Regions from separate parts of the Homo sapiens genome. Here all the other regions are linked to region 3. A link is a contact called in ENCODE Hi-C or POLR2A ChIA-PET data. All regions are on one chromosome and are shown on one strand. The core of a region is the stretch at or near the end of the contact, and the rest is flanking DNA. Distances in the headings are between cores, read along the strand shown.

What was found. A loop is a pair of places that touch in the nucleus more often than their neighbours do. ChIA-PET counts read pairs that join two places held with the same protein, here RNA polymerase II (POLR2A). Pooled maps may share reads with other maps.
Region 1: a loop to region 3 is called in a map of CD14-positive monocyte, with 6 times the contacts of the local background. The contact joins the promoter of CBR3-AS1 here to the promoter of VPS26C in region 3. A Hi-C loop is called at or near these places in 4 of 168 maps with a recorded cell type or tissue (CD14-positive monocyte, naive thymus-derived CD4-positive, alpha-beta T cell and ovary), 4 of 37 single-sample maps with no recorded cell type and 17 of 50 pooled maps.
Region 2: a loop to region 3 is called in a map with no recorded cell type, with 11 times the contacts of the local background. The contact joins the promoter of ETS2 here to the promoter of VPS26C in region 3. A Hi-C loop is called at or near these places in 1 of 37 single-sample maps with no recorded cell type and 6 of 50 pooled maps. POLR2A ChIA-PET finds 5 or more read pairs at or near these places in 2 of 52 experiments (HEK293T and common myeloid progenitor, CD34-positive).

Annotation. Positions count from the first base shown.
Region 1 is chr21:36,154,883-36,159,186 of GRCh38, reverse strand. It overlaps CBR3-AS1 (CBR3 antisense RNA 1), which reads left to right and starts at 2,879. Exons shown (of 3, transcript NR_038893.1): 1 at 2,879-2,970. DOP1B (DOP1 leucine zipper like protein B) reads right to left here and starts at 2,363. Exons shown (of 37, transcript NM_001320714.2): 1 at 2,244-2,363. RefSeq lists silencers at 1,869-2,168, 2,199-2,748 and enhancers at 2,929-2,988, 3,069-3,118, 2,503-3,169, 3,170-3,837.
Region 2 is chr21:38,803,448-38,807,801 of GRCh38, reverse strand. It overlaps ETS2 (ETS proto-oncogene 2, transcription factor), which reads right to left and starts at 1,873. Exons shown (of 10, transcript NM_005239.6): 1 at 1,682-1,873. RefSeq lists silencers at 1,151-1,250, 1,271-1,370, 1,481-1,770, 1,961-2,030, 2,051-2,380 and enhancers at 2,491-2,650, 2,661-2,720, 2,901-3,040, 2,574-3,074.
Region 3 is chr21:37,265,259-37,269,119 of GRCh38, reverse strand. It overlaps VPS26C (VPS26 endosomal protein sorting factor C), which reads left to right and starts at 1,786. Exons shown (of 8, transcript NM_006052.2): 1 at 1,786-1,882. The coding sequence starts at 1,826. RefSeq lists silencers at 981-1,140, 1,881-2,190 and an enhancer at 1,681-1,740.

The DNA.
Region 1 (4,304 bases), core at 1,630-4,129, 1.1 Mb after region 3:
AGCCACTGCGCCCAGTCTCTTTTTTGTTTTGTTTTGTTTTGGTTTTTGATTTTTGAGACAGAGTCTCGCTCTTGTCACCCAGGCTGGGGTAAAATGGTGTGATCTTGGCTCACTGCAACCTCTGCCTCCCGGGTTCCAGCGATTCTCCTGCCTCAGCCTCCCGAGTAGCTGGGATTACAGGTGCCCGCCACAATGCCTGGCTAATTTTTTAAAATATTTTTGGTAGAGACAGAGTTTCACCATGTTGGCCAGGCTGGTCTCAAACTCCTGACGTAAGGTGATCCGCCCACCTCGGCCTCCCAAAGTGTTGGGATTACAGGCATGAGCCACTGCACCTGGCCTTATGCATGCATTTCTTTTTTCTTTTCTTTTTTTTTTTTTTTTGAGACAAGAGTCTCGCTCTGTCGCCATGCTGGAGTGCAGTGGCGCCATTTCGGCTCACTGCAACCTGCGCCTCCTAGATTGAAGTGATTCTCCTGCCTCAGACTCCCGAGTAGCTGGGACTACAGGCGCATGCCACCACGCCCAACTAATTTTTGTATTTTTAGTAGAGACACAGTTTCATCATGTTGGCCAGGATGGTCTTGATCTCCTGACCTTGTGATCCACCCCCTCGACTTCCCAAAGTGCTGGGATTACAGGTGTGAGCCACCACGCCCGGCTGCATGCATTTCTTTACTGCAATACACGAGTCCTGTGAGATGGGTATTAGGCCCAAGATGAGGATATTAGAAGTCAGGCCATTCGGAAAATTGCCCAGGTCACACACCCAGCAGCTAGCAGAACCAGATTCGAGCTCAGGTCAGTGAGATAGTACAGGTCTCCACTACATTATGCTACTGATAAAATTATTGGTTCAGTTCTCAAATAGCTCTTTTGCCAATGATCTTGCAATCTATCCTGGATATGTCTCCTGTGAGAGATTGAAGAGTTCAGTAAAACCGACAGTTATACAGGCTATAAATAACTAGACACAGAAAGAAGTAATCACACAAGAAGTGTATCTGCTCAGATACCTTAAAATCGAAAATGTCAGCAAGAAATCTCTCTCTTTACCCATTTTTAATTTCATAGAAAATCAAATTCAGGGTTGGGCACTGTGGCTCATACCTGTAATCCCAGCACTTTAAGAGGCCGAGGTGGAAGGATTGCTTGAGCCCAGGAGTTTGAGACCAGACTGGGCAACATAATGAGACCTTCGTCTCAAAATAATAATAATAATAATAATTTAGAAAAAGAAAAAAACAAGTTCAAGAGAAAAACCAACTGCCAGATCCCAAAAAAGTTCACTGTAAATATGTCTATATGAAGGAACATTTCTCAGTTCGATGAAAATGAGGACAGTGACCCTACCACATAAGCAAAAACATTTAGCAACAGATAACAGATATGTACTATTAGTAATAAAATTGATAATGATCCTTAGTCCACAGCACAGAAACACTCATCACCAATGGGCTTAATCAACTCTGGGACACACTGTTTTGAATGTGGTCTTTCAAAGTGGCAATTAAATTGTACTGGAAAAAATTTAAGCCACCTAATGGCAGCAGACTTGTGGGGCCGGGGGGACGGTCTTCCCTCGCCTTACCAAAAAAATCCTAGCAAAGTCTTCCCAATTGTGGGGCTGCAGTCGCGAGTGTAAGGCAACACTGCGGGTAACAGTCCCCGCGAGCAGCCGGGAACCCTGCAGGGCGCAGGGGCCAGGCTGGCAGAGCGCGCACTGCGGCCCGGATCCCTTCTCCTGGGGACTGGCTGGAAGACTGGGGTCTTCCCCAACGAGGAAAGCCCTTAGTTCTCACAGGTCTGCGTCCCCAGCCTCCTCCCCAGCCAGGGCACCAGCAAACAAAGGCTGAGCGTCTCTTCGTGGGCCGGCCCCGGGAGGGCGCGCGGGCCGCGACCCACCCCTGGACCTGCACCTGCCGCCCCGCTCGGCGAGGGCGTGGCCGGCATCATATCCTCCGCGCCAGGGTCGGGTAACCCTAGGGGACCCCACCCAGTCTCCCCGCTGCCCTCCCGGTCTCCGGCCCCGAGCTCTCCGCCCCCGCACTGCAGCAGAGCGCGCCGCAGGCCCGGGCCGCGCGCCGGTAAGCCACCTGCACCCCGGGCCGCCCCACGGCGCCGCCCAAGCCCTCTGGACCCGGAGAAGGACCCGCGGGCCGGCGGGGAGGAGATGCCCGGCTCCTCCGGCTTCGCCCAGCGGCTGAGGACTGGACGCCGGACAGGGCGCAGGCACGACTTACCGCGGCAGTGGCCCTGTTGGCGGGCGCGCTCACGTGCGGCGCGGAGGAGCCCTCCGGGCTGGGGGAGAGAGACTGGGCAGGGCTGCGGCGCGGCCGGGAGCCAGAACCGCCGAGGAAGAGCCGGAGAACCAGCGGCAGCGGCTCTTCCCCACCGCGCGGGTCGGGGCGGAGCCTGGAAGCCGGGCCTCGGCGCTTGGGGCGGGGCTGGAAGGCGGGGCTGGACGCCTGGAGGCGGGCTCAGGGGCGGGACCTGGAGGTGGGCCATAGGCGCGCGGGGGCGGGGTTTCCGCGGGCGGGGCGGAACTAGAAGACGGGGCCTGACCGAAGGAGGCGGGATCAAGGGCGGGGCCTGGAAGTGGGCTGTCCCTACAGGGGCGGGGCCTCGGCTGGCCGGGCTAGGCTGGAAGGCGGGGCCTGACTCATGAAGGTGGGATCAAGGGCGGTGCCTGGAGGCGGGCCATAACAACAGGGGCGGGGCCTCGACGGGCTGGGCTGGACTGAAAGGCCAGGCTTGACTCACGGAGTCGGGGTCAGGGGCGGGGCCTGGAGGTGGGCCTTAGACGCGGGGGCGGGGCTTCGGCTTGGGAGCAGGGCTTGGGGAGGGCCCCGGCGTACTGGGGCGGTTCAGTCGCCTCAGCCGCGGTGTGAGGGAGCGGGAGTCTTCCTTAGCTTCTCCGCCATGGGTGTCGCTTCGTAGCCGGGCTGCTCCGGGAAAGGCCTCGTACAGGTGAGCGGGGCGGCGTTCGCGCCTCACCTGGGGACCCCCGACACAACCGAGTGGAAGGGGACATTGGTCAGTGCCCGCCCAAGGTCGTCCGCGCGTGTGTCGGCCCTCGGAGGTGCTTTGGAGTCACTCACAGAAACGGAGAAGCGGGGGCTCCTCGAAGGGTGCGCGGCACCTGGTTCACCCCATCTTTTCCCTCTGGACCACGTCCAAGCCCTCCACACACGTTTGGGGCGCAGGGGGCGCGGCGGGCTTGGGACCCCTGCTAAGTTGCCCCAGCCCGCACGGGCCTCAGGTTTCCGACCCTGGGCGACAGGAGAGGTGAGATCATTTCTACCTGGACAGAGCTTATCACGTGGACTGTGGCTCAGGAAGGAGACCTTGACGTCAACCTTAGAAAGCATTCATATCTCCAGACAATCACCAGCCCCTGCCTGCCATCCTCTCGAGCGCTGGGACCTAGACGGTCCAGTCCGACCGCTTCAGGGTAGGACGCACCTGGAGGGTGCGCGGTAGGCAGTGCTCACCTGAGCACAGGCCCTGTCCCCACCCAGCTGTGGCTCCAGCCAACCCGAAGTGGGCCACTTGTGGATGAAGGCTGTCATTTCTGCAGTGGCCTCGCTCCTTTTAACTCCCGAGCGTCCTTTAGAAATGTTCAGACCAGGTCTGGAGTTCGTGAAGGCGAGGCAGTGGTCAATGAGCTTGGGAGGTGGGGGAGGTCATGAGCACCTGGAAGTTGTTTAGAACACTTTGTGTATATGCATGTTTCTAGGGGAGGGGTATATTATCAGCTTCCAAAGTGGATCTATCACTTCCCTGGAAACACTAAGAATATTTTAATAGCTTGGGATGCTGGACCTGTGGCCCAGCCAGGCTGCTGATTCTGATTTTGTCTCCATTTGGCATATACCAAGTGCCCCAGATGTAAATCCTCTCATGGTCAATTTGAGGAATGGTCTTAAGATAGAAGCAGAGAGAAACGAAAAGATTGAGCCATAGTTAGCAGGAAAAAAAATTAATTTCATGAAAATTGATTTCCTAATGAGAATATGATAAACTGGTTTTACAAAAGCAGCAAACAAAACCAGCAAAAACCAAAAAACAACAAAAAAAAAACAAGAAGATGGCAAGCAGGTGAGTTTTTTTTTTTTTTAGGTTCTTCAAATCCTAGTCACACTCAACACTGCACTGAACAGAGATGAAAGAACTGCTTTACACTTAACATTGAAAAAAGAAGTAGTCTGTTTGTGCCAAAGCCACCATGCACATACAATCTGTGCCTTGTATTCATATACCACCTATCTGTAAAGGATTCCAGGTGTGTGTGCGTGTGGGGG
Region 2 (4,354 bases), core at 624-3,123, 1.5 Mb before region 3:
TGACTTGATTCTGTTTTTCAGCTTCTCTGAGATGGACAGAGAATGAATGTGGAAGGCAGTGGAAAAGCTCTCCCCAGCTTTTGTGTACAAATACCAGGAGAAAAGGCAGCCTACCACTCCCACATAAAGAGCTGTAATTACTAGCTACAGAATAGAATTCTTTTGTTGTCCAGCTTTTAATGAGTTTTGTAAAAACCATGCAGAATTAAAGTGCTCTACTAAATGGTTTCAGGCAGACACACAACTAATCAAATTTAAGCTTGCTTATTTTACTCAACAGGGCTTGTTAGATGGCAGACAAGCCAAGTTTTTCCACATAAATCAATTTCAAGTTTGGTGTTGCTGATGGATCGCTGCTTTTAAACCAAAAAAAAAAAAAAAAAAGGATAAAGAGCAGAAATGTAACAGCTGAGAATGGTTACATTTAAAAACAAGGAGAATTTGCCTGACAACAGTACCCTTATTGGAACAAGTAATCACTTATGTAAGATTATTTAGATAAATTTGAAAACAAACAAAAAAAAGAAACAACACAACCTTGTAACACACATTTGAAGGTAGTTTGCTTTTTTCGCTTTGAAAGCGATCAGTTTAGAGAGATGAATGACTAATCCCAGAAATGAGTATCTGAGCATTTCCCTGCGGATGGTCGGTGCTAACATTTACTGTGCTGCGCTACTACTCAGAATTTTAATAAAGCTTAACGTGGAGATTTATCTCTCTGATTGGTGGTGGTGTGGGCAGGCAGATAACGCACAGGCGCTTCCATTGTATGGAACAAATATAATCTCTTACTGGCGAATTAAAATAAATTACTCCTGTCTCCAAAGGGGACTGCTCATTTCTTTACTTTCTAAATAACTAGCGCGTCAACTACTGTTTTAGGCTACCCTGAAATTGTGTACAGGCTAACATAAAAGGTCTCCTGCCGTAAAAAATAAAATAGGATAACACACACGCAACCCAAACACACACAAGCAAACACTCAGTTACCTCTTCATTCAAATGCTGTAGGAACGAGAAAATAAAGGCAGCCCAGCGCAACCAGATCTCATTTCCGACAGGTTCCCCACGCTCTCCTCGCACGACCGAGGGGTCCCCAGCCCGGGCCCTGGACGCGGCGAGCAGGTGACCATGGCACCCCGCGCCCCGCAGGTTCCCGCGGTGCCGCAGCCTTCAGGTGTCTTGGGCGCCCCAGATCCTCCGGGCCCGGCGCCGCTCCAGGAAGTCACCCTCAAAGCCGGGGCGCCAGGCCACCTCGGACACGCTCTCCTGTGCCCCCACTCCCGTTCGCGAAATCATGTTCGCCGGGACATCCACTGGGCAGGACCCCCTACCAGGCCTGCGTTTCCTTTTAAAAACAAAAGCGAGCGAAACAAGCCAGCGCGCCCTGGCCGCGCCCGCCGCTAGGCGACCCCGAAGACAGCGGCCCTAGCACGCAGGAACCCCCCGGCCGACCCCGCCAGCCCCGGAGGCCACTCCATAACCGGAAAACGAGCCGGCGCGGAACTCAGACGCGCGCCCCTAGAGTCCTCGCAGCAGCCGCCACCCCCACCTGCACCCCCGGCAGCGCCCCGAGATCTGCGTGTCAGTGCCCCCCGCGACCCCCGCCCAGGCCCCGGGTGACCCTCCATGGGACTGGAGCCGCGCGCCGGGCGCTCTCTGCGGGCCCAGCTCTTACCCTGCCGCTGCGGGCAGGGCCGGCGCTTGGTCGGGACGGTGGCTGCTCGGCGCCCGCGGCTGCTCGGTGCGCGCCGGGCGAGGGCGAGGGCGCCGGCCAGAGACGATCAGGGAGGCCGGACGCTGGCCGGGCGGCTCCGGGAGCTCTGAGCTGGAGCGACACCGCACTCGTCAGTCTCTGGAGGAAGTAACCGGGCCGTCCCCCACGCGGCGCGCTCTTCAGGAGCGGGAGGAGGAGGGAGGAGGGAGGAGGAAGGAGGGACGGCCGAGTGGAGGGGAGGGGAGGAAACGAGGGAGGAGAGAAGAGAGAGGGGAGGGAAGGGGAGGAGAGAGAAGAGGAGGGGAAGGGAGGTAGGCAGGATGGGGAGAAGCGGGAGGAGAGGGAAGGGGGCAGCAGGAGGGTTGGGGGAGCGGAGGGAGAGGAGAGGGAACGCACGAGGGGAGAGAAGAGGAGGGCGGAGGCGGCGAGGGAGCGCGGGGCGGGGCTGACACCTTCCGGCCCAACCTTCCCTCCGCCTCCTGCTGTCACTCGGCTGGGTCCCTCGCCGGCTGGCCCTGAGGCCCCGGGAGCAGGGCCTCGGCCCCACGTGCGCGCGAGTGTGCGCCCTGGGAGCCGGGCGGAGACTTTCCGTGGAGCGCTCGGCGTCCTCTCTGGGGCCAAGGCCCTAACGCCAAACCTGCCTTTGGAATTCCGCAGCGACGGAGCAGTGGTGCTGGTGGCACCGAAGGGCAGCCGGGCTTGGGTAATAAGGCCCTGAAATTGAGCCGACCCCATTCTTGAACCTCTGAATGGGCTTAGGACTAATGATCATTCTATCACAAAAAGGCTCCAAATGAGGCGCTTCCTGTAGAAACCGGGCCCTGGCTGTGTCCCCGAGTCGTGGTGCTGATCGCGCTGCTCCCGGGAAGCCCCGATCCCGCAGGCTCCGCGGGAGTGGCGCCCTCTGGAGCTGAGCGGTGCCCAGATAGCGACCCGCCTTGGCCGCGCTTCAATCTGGGCTGGGCACTCCACGCACATCATCGTCACTCTCGGAGGACTTGCGGCTCCCACTTTACACAGGTGGGAACTGAACCTTAGGATGAATAACCTGCCACGTCAGATTGATGAGAAATTCAAGGTGGAAACCTGAGTTTATCTGACTCCGAAACCCTGGTCAAAACCACCCCCTACACTGTGGTTTCCGTTTTTATCAGAAGGTGCTTGAGTCCATGGCTGTTTGGACTCAGGTCACATGCTCAATATTTTGCAGGAAAGTTTAGATTCCTGAAGTTGTGGATGAAATAGGAAACCCCAGCTTAGGCGAGGCCACGGGGCTGAAAGCTGCTCACATCTCAAGAACTGCGGCACCACCGGGAAGGGAGAGGAATGGCCCAGCTTCTCTGTGACTCAGGGTTCTAGGTTTCCATGGTGACTCTAGGTCTAGAGTTATCCGGATAATTGAGATATCGGTGCACCTTAATGTTTCTGGGTCCCCGAAGGTCTCCGGGTATCACCGTGGCATGAGTCACAGTCAGAATCTATACGGCTGAAACAATCACGTATAGGGGAAGTGATTATTTCTTGGAGACTGAATTGATTCTGATGGCTTCTCAGTGTATATTCAGGCCCAGATTAGAGAACACAGATAGGTCAAGAAAGAGTTCCATAAATGGAATACAGATCCATAGTAAGTTACCATGGAGACATGAGTATGTTACTATTTTTTTAAAAAACCGTAGCAGAAAATACTGACTCATCTGGGCTGCAGTTTCAGCTAATATAGGGTCTTTCTCCCTCAGGCTACTTGCACAGCCCTGAGAAGCTGGGTATAGACAGCTGCTCCCCAAAGCTCAGCTACTTCCCGAAGCTCACTTGCCCCAAGCAGACTGCCTTGTCCCACCATGCCTGCCCTCGTGTTCATGGGTGCTGAGTGCCAGGTGCTCCAGGGCTCCCTGAGTCGCTGATGGGCTCCCTGAGTGGAGCCATATTTCCTCTTTGCAGGGCTGGCACAGGCTGGGGGCTAGGAGGTGGTGCTTTGCTCATGCTGGGCTGTTTCCAACATATATGAGCAGAAAGATATCAAAAGAGGAGCACAGGAGTTTGAAGACCACCGGTTCCCGACAGTGGAACCTTCCTCTGCTCACTAACCTTGGGCCTCCTCTACAGAATAAGGGATGATTATGGAACCTACGTCCTTAAGACTATGGCAAATGACATAGAACCAAATGTGCAGAATATGTTAGAGTGTTGAGTACATGGTAGAGAAGGACTCAAAATGATCTAGCTATTAAGAATCTTTTTCCAAGCTCTCCTCAGGGAGGATTTTATAGAAAACATTTTGAAAAAACTATCATATACACGAAAAAAAAAAAAAAAGTCCTGCCCCTCGCGGGTTTAAATGTGTGAAAGCCTTGGGAAAGGGATCCCGGCCGGAAGACCAAATGGCAGAGCTAAGACGGCAGGGAGGCTGTGGGAAGAGGAAGCTGGGCCTGTGTGCTGGGGTCATCGTAAGCCTAAGCTCCTGCCTCCCACCCAGGTCCCTGGTCCTCCCTATTTCCCCTTCCAAAGAGTCTGAGGCTGCCCCAAGCAGCCCCCTTGCCCTGGGTCCTGCCCTGTAGCTGATCCACCTCTGCACGAGGGCAGTCACATGTTCATAATAAAATGGCTTATCCTAGTTCTGGGGCAATATCAGGG
Region 3 (3,861 bases), core at 537-3,036:
TGGCGCATGCCTGTAGTCCCAACTGCTCGGGAGGCTGAGGCAGGAGAATCGCTTGAACCTGGGAGGCGGAGGTTGCAGTGAACCAAGATAGCACCACTGCACTCCAGCCTGGGCGACAGAGCGAGACTCCGTCTCAACAACAAAACAAAACAAAAAAACCAAGTATACAATGTTGATACATGTGTTTCTTTTCCTGTTTCTCTGCAGTGTCTACTGAGATTGATTTTTTACCACTTGAAAATGATGGGTGAGTCTAGCGGAAAGGGATCCACTTCTTGAATTCAAATAGACTAGACTGTGATTTTCAAGTCCCTAATGAATTGTTCTAAAATCGCTGAGTTTTGAATTGCCAGGAAAACATTGAAGACAGAGACCAAAGCCCTGAGGGCAGAGAGGAGCTGCAAACCAAGACCTGAATATTTGAAAATACCATTTATTAACCTTCAAATGCAATTGTAGCTGCAGCACCATCACTGCTGGCCTGTAAAACATTTTATATTCTTAAGAGGGAGGCATTCGTGATACTAATTCTTTTTACAGATAGTTTCTGATGTTATCCCAAAAGCAATGCACTTTAAAAAATAATGATCAGAATCAAAGAATTTAAACAAAAAGCAAAGAATTTAAACAAAAAGCACTTTTCACCGCATTATTTAATTAAATCATTTGTCAAAATGAAATTTGACCTTCTGCTTATTGGCAAAATCCTCATTTATAACATTTACAAGAGATTTTAACTCAATAAACGAAGTACGTTAACAGTGCACTGCCCTGCCCTGCAGTAACGCCCCCCACCCCCACAAACTGTATCTGGGGTCAGCTGTTGCTGGGAATAAAAATAATAGGCAGATTCACTCCAGCTTTCAGTCTTTCATTTGCAACCAATCTCCAAGCCCCAGAGCCTGGGGGCCGTGCCTTTCCACCCTTCACGCGGGGCGCACGGATCTGAATATTTAACACCCGGTTCCAGGACACGCGCCTGGGGAACACCCACAATCCCTCGCGGCCCGCGGAGCCCGGCTGGCGGGTGACCCAGCGCCCGCGGCTCCGAGAGGAGCGAGGTCACCCGGCGCTTCCCGAGACCTTGGCCCTAGGCCCAGCTGGCGCTGGGACGCGAGGCAACCGAGCCGCCGGCCAATCAGCGCTTTGCAGGACTAGCACGCAGGGGCCGCACCCCTGAGGGTGACCGGAACCGCTCCCGCGGGAAGGGCAGGGTGCGGCGCCTGGCCGCAGACAGACAAGGGGGCGCCGGCTCTTCAGAACCCCAGGGAGAAAGCGGTGGAGGGCTAGAGTTGAGGAGACTAAGGACATTTGAGGAGGGCAGGCATTACCAAGTTAAAACCTCCTGAAAGACAACTCCATTGGGCGACCGTCTGCGCCGCACAGCCTGACGGGAGCGTCATCCTTCCTGCGCAGGCTGCAACCGACAGACAGGCTCGGCTCCGCCTCCAGCCGCGGGGCACGCGGGGAGAGCCGTTCCTCCCTCCCTCCGCTAACCCGGACAGCAAAGGAGCATTTCCGGCGTAAGACTGTCCCTACGGAAGGGGTGGGGCTAGCTTGGCCCCGTCTTTCACGCCCAGAGGGGGCGGGGTGAACCGTGACAGCGCTTCGGCCCGCACTAAGGCCGGCTCTTGTGCCGGAAGGAGGAAGGCGTGGGCATTCGCCCCTCGGAGCTAGGGAGTGTGTGCGACGCCGCTGCGAGGTCACGTGAGCCACTGCCGGCAGAGAGGGAAAGGGGCGGGGCCCAGAACGAAGCGGGGAGGCGCCCCTTGTTTCCCTGGGGTCACGCGCAGCCGGAAGTGGCGGCTGCTGCGGAGAATTGGAGATGGGGACCGCCCTGGACATCAAGATTAAAAGAGCGAATAAAGTTTATCACGCCGGGGTAAGTGGGGGCTGGGGGTGGGGATGGAGGTGGGGTTGGGCGGGTCTGCAGGTTCCGCTGTCTCCATCGCTCTGCGCACGTCCCGCGTCCCTAGGCGGGGCAGGGCTGTCCCGCCAGGTGCGTCTCCGCCAAGGTGGGTGCGTTCCCGCCAGGTGCGTCCCCGCCAGGTGCTTCCCGCGCGAGGCTGGCTGCCCTGCGAGGAGGCCCCAGGGCAGGCGCCGCCGCCGCATCTGCGGGACGTGCAGGGCAGGCGCCCAGCTCCGGGGCTGCGCTCTTCCCATCTGGCCCCTTGAACACCCGGCGGTGTTGGGTTCTCAGGCTTGAGCTCCCTCAGTGAGCGCTGAGGGCGGAGGAGTTGACGACCAAACTCCCCTTTCCCTCTCTCCTAAGGTGACCGCAAAGGTCTAATGAACGAAAGCTAAAACAAACCTTGGAAGCAGAAATGGGTATGTCTGGCGGCAGCATATATTAGATGGTAGTCACTTTTAACAACATACTAACATACTACGAAAGTTACTGCTTTTTCTGGTTTTATTCTTCGACTGACACAAAGGAATGGCTATTAAAATGCAAGTATAAAAAAGTAAAATCTTGACTATGCCATTAACAGGTTTTGTGACATTGGCCAGTCATTTAACCTCCTTGGGCCTCAGTGTCCTTATTTGCAAATGAGGGTGTTGTAAGGTTCCTCTAACTCGGGGAATCTCAACCCTTACTCTACATCAGAATCAGTCATCCTGGAGAATTTTAAAATATGATTGCTTGGGTTCCACTCCCAGCGATACCGGTGATATATGTGCAGCTAGGGTTGAAATCACAGCCCCAACACTCTTTGGAATAAAATTGATCGCAGTGGTTGGTCATATTAATGCAAAGTAATCTCAAAAGGGACAGAATTTCAGACAAAGGTCTTGGATGGATGCTAAAACTTTTGGGCAAAAGACAACTAGGGAAGCCTGCTCTTATTTACACAAGCTCAAATGGTCATCCCCTTGATGGTTAATTACAAAGGGAAAAATCTGGCCCGCGCGGTGGCTCACGCTTGTATTACCAGCACTTTGGGAGGCCGAGGCGGGCGGATCACCTGAGGTCAGGAGTTCGAGACCAGCCTGGCCAACATGGTGAAACCTGGTCTCTACTAAAAATACAAAAATTAACCGGGCGTGGTGGCGGACGCCTCTAATCCAAGCTACCAGGGAGGCTGAGGCAGAAAAATCGCTGGAACCCGGGAGGCGGAGGCTGCAGTGAGACGAGATTGTGCCACTGCACTCCAGCCTGGGCAACAGAGTGAGACCCCGTCTCAAAAAAAAAAAAAAAAAAAAAAAAAGAGAAAAAGCTACCTTTATAATGGAGAAATCTGGTAGTCACACTCCTCTAGCCAAGCACAACAATGAACACCACTTCACCATCACAACTAATGAGACGACTGACATTCGGTACCCCTTGGCATGATGCACAGAGAAGGCCACAACTCACCTATGTAGTATTCCTGCCAAAAATGTTTAATCCGTATCAGTTCATAAGGAAACAATAAGGAATATCCAAATTGAAGGGCATTCTGTGAAACAAGTAGCGTGGATTCTTCGGAAATATCAGTGTCAAAAAATAAAGGCGAGATAATTTTTCTAGACTATAAGACTAAAGGGACATGAGAACCAAATAGAATGCTTAATTTCTGATAAAATATAAATTCGACTATGGACTATAATTGTTGTATATTGGTGTTGAATTTCTCCAGTGTAATATTTATATTTTGGTTATGTAGAATACTCCACATGCTGAAGTATTTAGGATCAAAGTGTCAAGCCGTAGACTGTGCACATATGTTTATGCACATATGTGTATAGGAGAAAGAAAGTGAATGTGGCAAAATACTAACAATTGCTGAATGAAGTTAAAAGCTACATGGGTCTACTTTGTATTCTTTTTAAAAACAGCTTTATAAAGATAATTTAAAATACGAAATTTACCCTTTGAAA